Regions from separate parts of the Mus musculus genome. Here region 1 is linked to region 2. A link is a loop called in an ENCODE intact Hi-C map of the cell type or tissue named here. Cell type or tissue: heart. All regions are shown on one strand. Links, peaks and the distances in the headings refer to the core of each region. The heading gives the core; the rest is flanking DNA.

Evidence for each region. A loop is a pair of places that touch in the nucleus more often than their neighbours do. Peaks named below come from ENCODE experiments on the same cell type or tissue, not always from the same donor. Only the 100,000 strongest peaks of a DNase experiment are listed, where the experiment ranks them.
Region 1: a loop joins it to region 2, with 2.6 times the contacts of the local background. A loop is called at or near these places in 5 of 42 quality-filtered maps.

The regions. Positions count from the first base shown.
Region 1 is chr14:54,697,547-54,705,289 of GRCm38, reverse strand. It overlaps Gm29776 (predicted gene, 29776), which reads left to right and starts at 6,457. Exons shown (of 14, transcript NM_001370892.1): 1 at 6,457-6,764; 2 at 6,881-6,974. The coding sequence starts at 6,479. In heart, for the core only: a CTCF peak has its summit at 3,766 (motif pointing right); a DNase peak (open chromatin) is centred at 3,779; H3K27me3 peaks cover 445 bases.
Region 2 is chr14:54,565,299-54,573,041 of GRCm38, reverse strand. Ajuba (ajuba LIM protein) reads left to right here. Exons shown (of 8, transcript NM_010590.5): 3 at 1,209-1,276; 4 at 1,379-1,441; 5 at 2,535-2,665; 6 at 2,746-2,797; 7 at 3,498-3,566; 8 at 3,986-5,573. The coding sequence ends at 4,111. Among named protein-coding and RNA genes, the nearest start is that of Ajuba, 8.5 kb to the left of the region's middle. In heart, for the core only: a CTCF peak has its summit at 3,822 (motif pointing left); DNase peaks (open chromatin) are centred at 2,841, 3,851 and 4,211; H3K27ac peaks cover 1,957 bases.

The DNA of each region.
Region 1 (7,743 bases), core at 872-5,871, 130 kb before region 2:
GGCACCAGTGGTGGGTTTCAATGCAGGCATCTGCTTTTAATGTGAGGGCCAGGAAAGGCTTGTTTGAGGCAACAAGGAACAGAATTCAAGAGGTAAGTCTGGCAAAAAGCAGGGTTTCCCACATAAAGACAATCATTCCCATCCATTCACCGGCACAGAGTGCGGCTGGAGCCGGGCAGACTGGATTGGGAGAGACGGGGATGCCTGGAATGAGGCATAGCAGAGCTGAGGCTGGAGTTGCCCAGCTCTCAGGTGGGATCATAATGGAAGGACCGCTCTTCCAAAAGAAGAGAACACCTCTTTCCTCTTTCTCTCTTAGAAGGAAAAGCGTAGAGACAGATAAAAATATAAATGGGGGGTGGGGGGTGGAGAGATGGCTCGGCGGTTAAGGGAACTGACTGCTCTTCCGAAGGTTCTGAGTTCAAATCCTAGCAACCACATGGTGGCTCACAACCATCAGTAATGAGATCTGACACCCTCTTCTGATGTGTCTGAAGACAGCTACAGTGTACTTATATATAATAAATAAATCTTTAAAAAAATAGAAATAGGGTGTTGGCAAGATAGCTCAGTAGGCAAAGGCACTTACTATCAAACCTGACATAGTCTGATCCCCAAACCAACTCCTGTGTGTACCATGACATGAATAGCTACACACACACACACACACACACACACACACACACGCACACACACATGCACACTTAGACACACGCACACGCACACTTAGACACACACACACATACATGCACTCGTGCATGCACATACACACCACTATTTTTAAATTTTTGTTTTTAGATTTATTTATTGTATTTTGTGTGAGAGTTTTGCTTGCATATAAATGTGTGCACCACAGGCATCCCTAGTGCCAAGGAAGTCAGAGGGTATCAGTCCCCCGCCCCTACAGAAGTTCTGGAGTCACCATGTGGATACTGGGACCCAACTTAGGAACACTGCAAGAGCAGAAGGGCTTTTAACTGCTGAGCCAACTCTCCAGCCTCCTAAATAAATATTTTTAAACATGTATGCTTATATGTTTACAAACATAAAAATAAATTAAAACACACAGGTTTGAACTGGGCCTGATGGCACATGCCTTTAAGCCCAGCATTTGGTATGTAGCCGCAGGAAGATAAGTTTGAGGTCAGCCTGGTCTACATAGAGTGGTCAAAGCTAGGATTATGCATAGTGAGACCCTGTCTCAAAACACCAAAAATGGTGATAACTTTTTTTAAAGGCTTTGGCTGGACATGATGAAGCAGGCTTGCAACCCTGGCATTCAGGGGCTAAGAAAGACAATAGCAAGTTTGAGGCCAATCTGCCCCCATCTTAATAAAAATGAAAGGTGTATCACAGACCGAGAGTGTTCTTGTCTTGCAGCTTTTATTTTCCACTGGGAAAAAAAGTGGTTCCTAAAGTGGCTGGGCTGCAGGGGAGGCTGCAGACGGAAGGTCTAAAACCCCAATTGCTAAGGGTGGAAGAGAGAGCCGTTGCTGAGATTTCTGACTTGGGAGCATACAATTGAAGTTGATGGGAAGTGTTTTAGAGCGGCCAGGCCATAGTCTTGTCTGCTGGAATGATTTCCTCTAGTGGTCCTCAGCTGCTCAAATACAAATGCAGGCAAGTGCTGGATCCATCTAAGGCTGGCGCTTAACCAGGGAGGCAGGGTGGTTCGGATAGACAAGGGAGGGGAGTTGAATTGATTCAGGAAAGAATTCTGATGGCAAGTCTACACCCTAAGACCGAGAAGGGGAGAATAAAGAAAAGAAGGGTCACTGTTCCCCCAGCCAGTTTGTCCAACAGCTGCAGTGAGCCAACCTAGCAACGAACCATAAGGAAAAGAGATCATATCAGAGAAGGGTGCTTGATTCCGTTATTTCATAGATGCTTCAGTTTCTGCTGATGATAAGGCTCTGGGCACAGCCCTCAGATTGTCTCAGTCGAGAGGAACGGAGGAGAAGAGTGTCCGAGGTGGAAGGGAGAAGAATCTGAGAGAGAAGCGCGCTGAGGGAGCTGCACATGGTTACATCATCACCACCGCCGCAGGGCCACCACCTCTGGGGACCCTGTTCCTCAGGCCACCTTCCCTCCCTCACATCTTGTCTCACTAACCTCCGACTTCTTGTTCCCCTGGAGCAATCCTCCCCTTCTCCAATTTCTCTCTGGTTTCCCTTCATCTCCTCGGTTTCTCTTCTCATCCCAATGTGACTTCTGCTCCCCTGGATGAATCCGAGAAGCCATACCGGACAGTAGATGTGACCAGGAGTCTGTGAGGGTTGAAATCCACGTGGCTGCTTTAATGTCTAATTCTGCGGCACCTCGGCTGTAAAGTTAGGTATCAATAATACCTAAGCTTCCTAGGGTTTGTAAAAGAATCATAGGAGAATAATGTTTGGAACAATGTCAGACACAAAGCTTTCTTGATCAGACAATGGCTGTTCTTAGTGTAACCCCTCACCTCCTTCTCTTGCTTCATTTTTACTCTCTCACCTCCACCATCCCTCCATGGTTGCTTCATACATCTTCAAAGAGACGAACAAGGCGTTCAGTCTGAAGTCTGGTAGAAAAACAGAGTCACACATGGAGCTGGGGATGACAAAGAGGCTCAGTGGTTAAGAGCACTTGGTCCTCTTGCCAATGCTCTGGGTTCGGTTTCAGCGCTCACTCCCCTGATGGCTCACAACCACCTGTGACTCCAGCTCCCCACCATCTGATGCCAGGCTCACATGTGATGCACACCACATACACGCACATGCTAGAAAAACATTATACACATAAAATGTGTGTTTGTTTGTTTGTTTGTTTGTTTTTGAAACATGGTTTCTCTGTGTAATCCTGTCTGTTCTGAAACTCACTCTGTAGACCAGGCTGGCCTGGAATTCACTCTGTAGACCAGGCTGACCTGGAACTCAGAGATCCACCTCCCTCTCCCTCCCAAATGCTGGGATTAAAAGCATGCTCCACTACCTCCTTGCTATAAATAAATCTTAAAAACAAAAATTAAAAATAAATAAGTAAAAAGGTACAATTGGGCATAGTGATACATTTGGGCTATCTCTGTGCTGGATTTTGGTAGAGGGGAGAAGTGGGGGGTGGGGGGGAGGAACCTGAGTTCAAGTGAAACCTATCTCAAAATAAGAGAAAAAGTCAGGGTAATATATAAGTCCTGCTAAAAAGATGTCAAAGAAGGCTGGAGAGAGATGGCTCAGTGGTCAAGAGGACCTGTAGTTCTCACAGAGAACCTGTGTACAGTCCCCAGCATCCACATGGTGACTGGCAACCACCAACAGTGATTCCACGTCCACAAGATCTGACACCCTCTTCTGACCTCCTCAGGCACTGGGCATGCGCGTGGTGCATATGTATACATAAAAGCAAAATACACACACACACAAAAATACATCTTTGAAAAGCTGTTTTTAAAGATGTGAAAGAATTGCCGCTGGGAAACAGAATCTCTTCTGTCCGGTGAATAATGGGCAGAGAAGCTGGATCTAGTGCAAAGTGGGAGCAAGGGATGTCTTCCAGGCACTTCCTGCATCCGTGCAAGGCTAACAGTAGGTTCTAAAGGAATGCACTTGAGCTAGCTGACACTTCCTATGGTAGGCTCTGTCCGACCTGTGAGGTATCACATAATCTGCGTATAGGCATGCGGGGGAGGAAAAATGCAATGAGGGAAGAGGCTGCAACTTTTCATGCAGGTATGGGGCAAGTTCCACCCACTCCCACCCCACACCCCGACTCCCTACTCCAGCAGGGTCATGCCTTTCTCAGCATGGCCACCAGGAGGCAGCAAAGAATAAGAGTGGGGACAGAGAAGAGCCAGGAACCTGGAGAGCCAGGCCAACTGGATTCATCACGTTAAGTGATATTGGGAGTTCTTTGTTTTGTTTTGTTTTGTTTTGTTTTTCAGGGAAAAGGATCTTCAGACACCTAGAGAAAGCTGTATTTGTCTTAGAGAAAGAACACGAGTATCCTGTTAATAATATAATATAAACTCACCTGTTAATAATCAATTTTTAAATCCTAAATTCTCTAACTCCAATGTGTGTGTGTAATTTTTTTTCCTTCTGGTGAGCATGAAAGCAGGACTTTGCCCAATCTACATACTATCTACTCTTTTCTTGACTTAGCCGTTATCACAAGCTGGGCCGTGCTTTTTTTTTCTTTTCCAAAATTTTACTTCTATTATTTTTAAGTATGCATATGTGTATCTGTATGTGCACGTGAGTGCCAATGGAGGCCTGACACATTGGATTCCCAAGAGCTGGAGTTCCAGGTGGATGGGAGCGGCCCAGCATGGGTTTGGGGAACCAAGAGTTCTCTGGAAACACAGAACGTGCTCTTAGCTGCTGAGCTGTCTCTCTGTGCCCTGGGCACTGTCTGTGCGTTACAGATACTCACTTGCTCCTCACAGCGATCCTTACAGTACAATCATCCTGATAATGGGAAGGCTATGGCACTTGGTCAAGATGACAGGAATAGAAAGTGGCAGAGAGTCTTGGGCTCCAGAGTGGGGAGTTTCCCTTGTCACAGTTGTCACATGTAAAAATACATTTGGCTTCCAGAGAAGCCAGTAGTTCCCTTTGAACTCTGGTCCTGAGCCAACTGTGGTGGTACACACCTTTGACCAGACCCCAAGTACTCCGGGGACAGAGGCAGGTAGATCCCTGTGAGCTCCAGGTTAGCCTGGTTTGCATAGAGAGTTTCAGATCAGCCAAGGCTACGCAGTGAGATTCTGCCTCAAAAAATAAATAAAAATAAACTCTACCAGGCGTGTTGGCATACGTTTTTAGGCCTCGCACTAAGGAGGTAGATACAGGTGGATCTCTTTGAGCACAAAGCCAGCGTGGTCTAGAAAAGCAAGTTCCAGGAGAGCCAGGGTTGTTACACAAAGCAACCCTGCCTCTAAAAATGAACAAAAGATAAACGCTAGTCCTTATGTCATTCACTAGATAATTCGTCTTAACATATGTGACTTTATCCCCTGCTTCAAAGCAAAAGAGTGGAGCAGACACGACAGTGCACGGCTACATGTAATCTCAGCCCTTGGGAAGCAAAGGCAAGAGGGTCGGTCACAAGTTCAAACCTCTTTGAACTTCTGTTAGGTCCATCTGAGCTACACTATGAAAGAGAAGAAGTTACAGTAATAGGAGCCGGGCAGTGGTGGCGCACGCCTTTAACCTCAGCACTTGGGAGGCAGAGGCAGGCGGATTTCTGAGTTCGAGGCCAGCCTGGTCTACAGAGTGAGTTCCAGGACAGCCAGGGCTAGAGAAACCCTGTCTCAAACAACAAAATAAAACAAAACAAAAACAAACACACACACACACAATAATAGTTAGGTGTTAATGCCCACACTGAAGACCTGACAGGAGTAGGCTTCTTCTAGGAGAGGAAAAAGCGCCTGAGCCAGGAAGTACTGAGGGAAAGCAGGTCTTGTCAGGATCTAAGAGGCTTCCTGAGACTGTTCCCTCCCACCTCCGAGGGGTGTGGAATTTGGGCTGGAGATGTTAAGAAAGGCTTCCCAGAGTAAAGTAGGAGCTTCTCACAGGAAAGGTGGGAGTTGGCTGAAGGGGTGGGGGGAAATGGTGACCAATCAGAGAAGACAGTTCAGAAAAGCACCGTAAGGGACAAGAAAACAGAGAGTCTCCTCATAACACAGGGCTTCTCAAAAGAACCTCTTTGAACTTCTGTTAAGTCCATCTGAGCCTTTATCTTCCCTCTCCTGGGAACCAGTAGGTGGACTCTGCCAAGCTCCTTAGGCCTATCCCACAGCCCCCCAAAGGAGATGGCAGTCAACTTACATGACAGTTGTGCACCTGCTGACAGTACTTCACAGGTGCAGGACATTCTTCAAAGTCTTACAGCTTAGTTAGAGGCTGACCCAGAATAGTGCAGGACCTGTTTGCTCGCCACCCAGGAGATAGCAGGCATCCGCGGACAGCATCAACAAAACCAACAGAAACAAAAAGTACCACACACACACACACACACACACACACACACACACACACACACACACACACACACATTCCTCACCCTTTAAACCCCTAATGTTTCCTTATTTTGGGGGGCAGGGGGTGTCCCAAGGCTTCCTACTGAGAAAGGCAGAGGTTGGGGGATGTGGCATAACCCCTCTTTAGAAAAATAAACGGAAGGCTCTGAAATGACACTCCTGGTCTCCAGCACCCCCCTTTAGCCCCCTAGAGGAGATGGCTTCAACCCCTGTGGTTCATATCTGACCTCCTAGTGGGAAACTGTGGATTCAGTCAACAAGTTTGAACTCTGCTAAGAACTAGGAGAGTGGTGCACAGGGTGTGGCGAGTGATGAGAGAGAGAGAGAGAGAAGAGAGAGAGAGAGAGAGAGAGAGAGAGAGAGAGAGAGAGAGAGAGAGAGAGAGAGAGAGAGAGAGAGAGAGAGAGAAATAAGTGAGCTTGCCTCAGGAGACTGGACCCAAGAAGGCTGAGGAGACACGGAATGAAGATGTGGCGGCTACTCCTCCTTGGGGTGGCCACAGGCAGATGTCTGCATGAGGAGACCCAGAAGTCTGTGCGCCTTCTTAGGCCTCCTTTCTCCCAAATGCCCACCCACTTCCGCTCCTCAATCCTTCCTCTCCCTGGCTCCCATGAGCCTCGACCCCTTAGAATCCAAACCTACTACTCAAGAGCTCCTGTGCCCGGTGAGGCTTGGGATCCTGAGGGGGAAACGCGAGCCCTGGCTGCCGTGACAGAGACCACTCGAAGGATTCAGGGCATCCTAGCAGGTAAGTGAGGATACAGGAAGTATCAGGGAGGGCTGAGGGGCCTAAAAGGAGTCCTTCACAGCAAAGGATTTGAACTCGGAGACAATGAGGTGAAGAACCCGTGCTCGTGTCTTAAGTTCTCCCGGTACAAGGACCTCTGCTCCTGAGTCGAGACCCTGCACAATACTGCCACGCCGTCTGGGGAGACCCAGATACCCCTAACTACCAAAGGTGAGTTTGTCACTGTTAGTGGTTGGGTTTTGGACCCGGGACAAGGGACTGAGGTGCATATTTTACACACCAAAGCATACCTGGCCTCCAGGTTCTCCCAGCATCCCCCAGTCCCTACCTGCCACACCCTGCCCCCAACTCTGAACTTTCCAACCCAAGGGCTAAGCTGCTTTTTTCCCCAGAGGTTCCTCCCTGTGTAATCCAGACATTTTGCGCTCTCACTCTCTACCTCTCTCCTCCTCCTCCTCTTCCTCCTCCTCCTCCTTCTCTCTCTCTCTCTCTCTCTCTCTCTCTCTCCCTCTCTTACCCCTCCCTTTTCCCATGGTGACTTCCCTGGCCTTGGTCCTTGAGGCCAGCGAACTTGCCTGAATGCAACTTCCCAATAAACCTACCTTTAATATATTCTAATCTGGCTCAAATTGGCTCATTTCACTGATGGCAGACAAATAACCTATCATTAATGTTGTGTTTTATAAAAATCCAAGTATGTGTTTTCTAGAGCATGGTATGGTGAGGTGGAGGGGTGCCTTGGAGGGCCCATGCTGAGGCATCCCTTCCCCCTGAGGTAATGTCAAATAGAGTTTATTTAGGGCATGGAAAGGGGAGTTGAGAGGGGAATAGAGACAGAGAGTGTCGAGGGGGCAGGGACAGGTGGAGGGAGGAGGGGAGAGTGTCAGGAAGAGAAGAGAGTCGGGAGAGAGAAGGGACAGAGAGAGGGAGGAGGGGTCAAACAGCTCCTTTTATAGCAAGCCAGGCCTACCAGGCTATT
Region 2 (7,743 bases), core at 1,529-6,528:
CTTGGCTGGTCAGAGTTCAGCCACCTCACTAGAGTGGAGGCCATCGGGCCATGCCAAGCTGATGACATCACACCGGAGGAATGTCTGCTGCTGCTGTTAGCTCAGGAGGCCCTCGGTGGGGGTGCTCCCCCCCCCACACCCTCCCTCACCTCTCATTATCCCTTCCACACTGCTTACCCGGTCTGATTCCTGCTAACCCTCTAATCTCCTATCTCTGCCTGTCTGACTCTACCACTCAGCTTTTCCCTTCCTCCCCCCACTTCTGCCTGCATCTCTCTGGGCTGATCTGGCTGCCCTTTCCTTTAGGCCTCTTCCTGGTGTGCCCCCTCTTTTCCTCTCCCATGTCAGAAAGTGAGCCTTTCTCGACGACCCCCCCCAGCAGAACTGGAACTGGGGAGCCTTCTCCTTCTGCACTCTGTTCTTCTTGCTGTCTTTGACCGCTCAGATCTGATGGAGTAGCTTCAGATCCGTTGGAGTAGCTTCAGATCCGATGGAGTAGCTTCATGGGTGTCAGGCTAAAATGGTCTGCCATGTAGAGTTGGGGAAAAAAAATCCCAGGAGCCTCTGACCCCAAAGACTTGTGTTCCTTGAAGCCCTCAAACAAAGCAGTAGCTTCCAAAGATGCCCTGACCACCACAGAGGCTAGACAGACGCGTGAGAATAGGATGGCTACAGTGAAATGAAGAATCCTGGGCTAAAACATCCCAGAGGCTAAGGCCTGGAACCAGTGTTCCATGCAAATCAAATAATACCTAGTCTAGTCAGAGCTTCTTAGCAGGTACACCAGCCTGGCCTGACCTTGGCTCTCTCTTAGGTGGCTCCCCATGCCTTGAGCCCTGAGGAGGTGTGGGTGGCAGACAGCTATTGAAGACACAGGAGCTAGAGGAGGAAGGAGCAGAAACGTTGTTCCGCTGGAATGAAGCCAAAGCCAATTGGAATTGTATCGTACTGGATTTTTTTTTTTCCTTTGAGGCAGGCTTTACTGTGTGTAGGCCATGCTGACCTTAAACTCTTGGTCTTTCTGTCTCTGTCACATGGATATGGGGTTTTTGTTTAGGAAGGGAAAATAGACCACACTTAGGAGGAAAGCTTTAAATAAAGTCCAGGTCCAAATGTCCTGTCAGGATTGGGGAGCAGGGGCCAGAAGAGGAAGAGCCCTGTGTGGGGGCTCCAGCGTTAACCTCCAGCGCCTCCTCTGCTGCTTCTAGGACGAACTTTGCGGTGCAAGGCTTTCTACAGCGTCAATGGCTCTGTCTACTGTGAGGAAGACTATCTGGTGAGTGAAGGGCCGAGGCTTGGCTTTCACAGTGGGACCCCGGCGGCCGGCGGGTTCCATCACAGTTTTCAGCGTGGTAACTCTGTCCTGTCTCCTCTCTAGTTTTCAGGGTTTCAGGAGGCAGCTGAGAAGTGCTGTGTCTGCGGCCACTTGATTCTAGAGAAGGTAAGGAACGCCCCTTCAGCTGGGTTTTGGGGGCCACCGGCCTGAAGGGCAAGAACTAGTGGCATTGCAAATAGAGAGCCTTTTGCTAGATGGTCATTTTCTTACCCGTCCTCCCCAAAGCTGCCTCACGGTGATCCCCTGTGAGAGCCAGTCCGTAGTCTCAGCCTCCAAGGGCGTCTGTGATCTGTCCCTTCCCTGATTCTGGACACAGCTGCCCTCCAGCCTGAGCTACGTGAATCGGCTCCCTTTTCTGCTACTGGTCGGAAACAGCTGGAACTCAGCTTTCTTTTCTGTATAAGAAGAAGGAATTGGGTTAAGGTTTACAGGATCCATGATCCTTGACTGTTGCTGTCTAGTAGCTACCTGGGAAGAACTGACAAAAGGAATTCATTCTGGCACCCACCTCAAATTGTAATAAAAAAGAGGGGTGGTCTGTTAGTTGAGCGAATGCCACAAGACAGCCTGGGCTCCATCCTCAACCCTGCGCAAACCAGCCGTAGTGCGGCAGAGGGTGTCGGGGTCAAAGCCATCCTCAGCTATGCGGTGATGAGGTTTGGGTTTTCTCTCTATTTTTTCTTCTTGGTTTTGGGTTTTCAGGTAGTCCTGGCTGTCCTGGAACTCACAGAGATCAGCCTGCCTCTGCCTCCCAAGTGCTAGCACTAAAGGTCTGTCCTGCTGCTGCCAGGCTCCATAGAGGTTTTTTTTGTTTGTTTGTTTTGTTTTTGTTTTTGTGGGTTTTTTTTTTTTTTTTTTTTTCCCGAGACAGGGTTTCTCTGTATAGCCCTGGCTGTCTTGGAACTCACTCTGTAGACCAGGCTGGCCTTGAACTCAGAAATCCGCCTGCCTCTGCCTTCTGAGTGCTGGGATTAAAGGCGTGCGCCACCACGCCCGGCTTCCATAGAGTTTTTAAGGCCAGTCTTAAGATACTTTTGACCCTGTCTCCAAGAAAGACTCCTTGGTCCCCTCAAATTAGGTAGCATTCTTCTAGGAGGACTGGGGGTGGGGTGGGGTTGGTGGTGGAAAGGAACGTGATGGGTAGCTGGAGAGAGGCTGTGGGGACACTGATCCTTCTCCCGCCCGCCCTGTGAGCTAGATCCTCCAGGCCATGGGGAAGTCCTATCACCCGGGCTGCTTCCGATGCATCGTATGTAACAAGTGCCTGGACGGCGTCCCCTTCACTGTGGACTTCTCCAACCAGGTGTACTGTGTTACCGACTACCACAAGTGAGTCTGACCCCTGGGAGGAAATGTGGGCCTGGGCCCAGGGAGTCCTCAGCCTCACTTATCACTGTCTTCTTTTTTAGAAATTACGCCCCGAAATGTGCAGCCTGCGGACAACCCATCCTCCCCTCAGAGGTCAGTGTATCCAGAGTTCCTCGGGGCGGCCAGCGCTGCCGCCTCTGGGGAGGAGATGGGGACATGCAGCCTGGCCCTTGGGAAGTGGCACTTCGAAGGAATGTGCATTCTGTGAAAGATTCCCGTGTGACTCTGCTCTTGGGGTCACCACCCTGACCTAAACATCCGGACCTAGACTAGCTGGGCCCAGGCTCCATATCTTCTGTCCCCCGTACAGAGAACAAGGCTTTCTTTGGAAGTCAAGGTCACCAGATACAGGGACTGAAAAGGGGTGAAACTGTCCTTAAACTGGTAAAAAAAAAAGGGACAGGGATTATTTGAGCTGTGTGTGGAGAGGGTATGTCTAGAGGAAAAGCTACAGCCTCTTCCTTATATTGGCTTGTGCTCAGCCTTTGCCTTCCCCTGCCCCTCCCCCTCCCCCCTGCTTCTCAGCAGGAGGAAGCTAGCAAGTAAGGCTGAGCCCCTGTGTGTGGAGGGGAGCTAGAGGCCTGGAGGCATGGACAGTGCCAGGGTAGTGGGTAGCATTCTGGTAGGAGTTGCTTAAAAGATCTCAAAGCTACATGTTAGCTACGTGGAATCTAACTGCGGGAAGAGGCCTTTATAAACCCTCTTGATGGAGCAGGAGGGTTTCTGTGGTATGGGATGGGGATTTGGGGACACCATGCTCTGCTTATCCCCCATGGGACTCTACGTGTTTCAGGGCTGTGAGGACATTGTGAGGGTGATATCCATGGACCGTGATTATCACTTTGAGTGCTACCACTGTGAGGTAAGTGTTGGGGTTCGGGGATGATGTGGGGAAATCGGAATTTGGAAGGGGGATTCTTGGAATGACTGGGCATCTGTGGGAGGGATTTAGGATACAGAAAACCAGGACACTGCAGTGACCTATGTCCAGTCTCTCTTGTCCTCTAGCTTTTCTTTCTAATCCTAGTTCTTTTTAAATCTGGAATCTGGCTTCCCCAGCCTCTGAACTGCTGGAATGGGGCTTGTCTCATGATTTCTGCTGCTGCAGCGACCCCTGGTGTCCAGAAGAAGTATTTCTCGGGTTTTCACTTCAAGTCCACCCTTTCACCCTTCACCCTCCCTGGGGCCTTACCACTCACTTGTCCAGTCACCCGGAGTCTCCCAGGATGGCCTCAGGGTAGGGAGCCTGGGTGGAAGTGAACCAGTTGCCTTCTTCCCTAGGACTGCCGCATGCAGCTGAGTGACGAGGAAGGTTGCTGCTGTTTCCCTCTTGATGGACATTTGCTCTGCCACGGCTGTCACATGCAGCGCCTCAGTGCCCGGCAGCCCTCTACCAACTATATCTGAGCTGACGTTACTGCTGCCACCACCACTGTGGAGAAACTCTCTGGCCAGCGGAGGCAAGGAGTGTATTCTGCAATCCTTGTGAAGAGGTCTCTGGGGAGGCCCCGAAGGCCAGAGACCCAAAGATCCTAACATTCCAAATGGGCTGCGGAGGAGGAACCTTCTGGTTGCCGGGAGAGTTGACTGGTGTTCATTGCGTGCAGCCTGTGCTACAGTAGATGGGATGTAGCACACGCAGGCGGGTTTCAGTACTTCCTGAACGCCAGATTATAATGTATTTTTCCAGTGTATGTTTCTATATACGTCACACAATGTTCTGGTGCTGGATCACATGAGGGCATCACAGAAACCACCCCCAGTCTGTTGTACCCTATGCATGGAGTCAGTGGAACCTTTCCCACGGGATCCTATCTTTGTCTGCGCTAAGGGCTGGAAGCCCTGGACTTTGTGATGAGCCATTTCTTGGCTCTCTCCCTAAGGACTAGAGAGCTCCCCGTGTCTGTCTGCTGGGACTGGGACCAGCTCTGGGGGACCTTGCTGCCTGTGTTGCCTGTTTCTCAGGGACCTGGGGAGGCTAACTGGGGCCTGTCCCTGGTTGCTGTTTTGCTCTTCTGGGGGAAGAAATGAGCAGGTTTCTGGATGTGAAACTTGCCGGTGAGTAGGATGTCCCTGAAGCATCAGGCTAGCCCCACTCCCCCTGTTTAAGTGCACTGAGCCTGTAGCCCAGCATATGTGGATACATTGTAGCCACGTGTGCCTGTGCACCTCCCTCCCTACTCCTCTTTTCTCAGGTGACTTACGCTTAGTTCCCTAGCAGTAGCCTATCTTTTGAGACCCCTTTTTAAAAGGGATCCTGCATTGGATCTGACCTGTTACAACCCCACCACTCAAGGCATTGGGGAAGCTGGAGAGAAGAAAAATAGGTTGACTTGGTTCTAGCCGCTTGGCTGAAACTTGAATTCCCCTTAAGCAGGATGTCTTAAAGCCAGGTCACTTGCTGGCTGGAACTCAAGTTCATTTGATGACCAGGTTGCCAAGAGTCCTGTCCCCTACTGAGTGTTCTTATAGCTGCCTACATGTTTTGTTCTTTTCATTGCACTGAGCATTCAGTGATTCCTGCCTGTTCATCAAGAGTATGTCAGAGGTTTGTTTGGTTTTTGGTTTTTCGAGACAGGGTTTCTCTGTATAGCTCTGGCTGTCCTGGAACTCACTCTGTAGACCAGGCTGGCCTTGAACTCAGAAATCCGCCTGCCTCTGCCTCCCAAGCGTGGGATTAAAGGCGTGCGCCACCACGCCTGGCTTACTTCAGAGTTATTAGCAACCTACATTTATCAACTTTGTGGCACTTTGTGATACAAATGTTCCCTGCCTCCTTGGGTGTCTTCCTACTATGCCATTATTTCTCTGACACTTAAGAAAGAAAAAGTTGAAATTCTAGCAGTAAATACAGTTGATGCAGACACTTTGTGAGTGTATTGTGGTTCTTCTTTGCTGTTCACTATGGCTTCAATCCTTGAAGCCTTATGCCTTGAAGATGTAAAGGGGCTCTATGGATTCGCCTTGGTCTGGCTTCTCCATTCACATTGTTAAAATGTGATTGTGTCATAAACAAGTGAGTCTGGAAATGACTGACCTGAGGACAGAAGACCCACCCTTGAGGGTTATTCTAAAACTGTGCCAGCCATTCTGGGAATTACATGGGCAGGGTCTCTTGAGTGCAGAAGCACACCTTTGATCCCAGCACTCAAGAGGCAGAGACAGGAGAACTTCTGTGGGTTCAAGGCCAGCCTGGCCTACAGAATGAGCTCCAGAACAACCCAGGCTACACAGAGAAACCCTGTCTCAAAAACCCAAATCAACAGCAACAACCCCCAAAGCAGAAAACAAACAAACAGAAAACAAAGGAAAAGAAAAGAAGCTGGGCAGTGGTGGCACACACCTTTAAGCCCAGCACTTGGGAGACAGAGGCAAGTGGGTCTCTGGATTAGAAGCTAGCCTGTTCTACTAGCAAATTATGTGGCAGCCTGAGCTACAAAACAAACCAAGCCAGCAAGCAAGGAAGCAGAAGGATCAAAGGCAGATGATGGGGAGAATAAACATTGATCAAACATTTTGTTTAAAACTCAAAAAGTGGTTTGAGAATATTTTTAAAAAAATTTTTTTTTTTTAAATTTTGTGAATGTTTTGCCTTTAAGTGCATCATGTGCCCATGGAGCTCTCTGAACAAGAGGTTCTCAGATCATCTGGTACTGGAGCTACAGACTCCTTCCTGTGAGCTGCCATAGATGCTGAGAATGCAACCTGGGTCCCCTGAAAACTCAACTAGTGCTCTTCGCTGCTGAGCCATCTTTCTAGCCCTTGTTTTAAATCAATCTCTCTCTTTCTGTGTTTGTGTGTGTATGTGTGTCAGTGTCATGTGTATGCATAGTTGTCCAAGTAGACTAAAGGAGGCTATCTGTCAGGCCCTCCGTCCAGGAGCTGGAGTTACGTGCAGTGGGAGGTAACCTTGTGTGAGTGCTAGGAGCTGAACTCATCCTCTGCAGAAGTAGTGAGAATTCTAACCTACTGAGCCATCTCTCCAGTACCATCAAGCATTTGATTTATTAATTATTTATTTTATATGAGTGCTGTGTCTTCACACATACCAAAAGAGAGAATCAGGTGGTTGTGAGCCACCATGTGGGTACTGGGAATTGAACTCAGGACCTCTGGAAGACCAGTCAGTGTTCTTAACCTCGAGCCCCTTATTTTTTTATTTTTATTTTTGGTTTTTCAAGACATTTTCTTTGTGTAGCCTGGCTGTCCTAGAACTTGTTCTGTAGACCAGGCTGGCCTCAAACTCACAGAGATCTGCTTGCCTCTGCCTCCTGAGTGCTGGGACTAAAGGAGGGTGCCACCACCACCCATTGCCAGGTAGTTTGGTTTTGTTTGGTTTGGTTTCTTTTGTTTGTTTGTTTTTTTGTCATCCCCCCCCCCCCCCCCAAGACAGAGTTTCTCTGTATCACCCTGGCTGTCCTGGAACTCACTCTGTAGACCAGGCTGGCCTCGAACTCAAAAATCCACCTGCCTCTGCCTTCCAAGTGCTGGGATTAAAGGTGTGCGCCACCACACCCGGCTTGCCTGGTTCTATTTTAAATTTTCTTTTTACAATTATTTATTTATGGGGCAGGGGAATTTACCTACCGCCACCTGCATCTAGAGGTCAGAGGTATACCCTCTTGAATTCTGGTCAAATGCCTTTACCCATGGAGCCATTTTGCTGGCCCAGCAAATTCTTTTTTTTTTTTTTTTCCTTTTTCCGGAGCTGAGGACCGAACCCAGGGCCTTGGGCTTGCTAGGCAAGCGCTCTACCACTGAGCTAAATCCCCAACCCCAGCAAATTCTTTTTACTGTGTGTTGAATATTATTTTGCTTCCCGTTTGACTTGGAAAGGATGGGGTTGGCTGTGTGACATGAACAAATCAGGAAGAAGGGCGGTGGTTAGCTTTAGTGGGGGAAAGCCAAATAGGGCATGGTTTTAGATAATCCTGTCTCCTTCCTTCTTGAATGAAGACAGAGCGGCCTGGGGAGACATGCAGTGGGAAGGAGCACCTGCCCTACCAATGCACATCTGAGCTCCAATCCCAGCCTCCAAG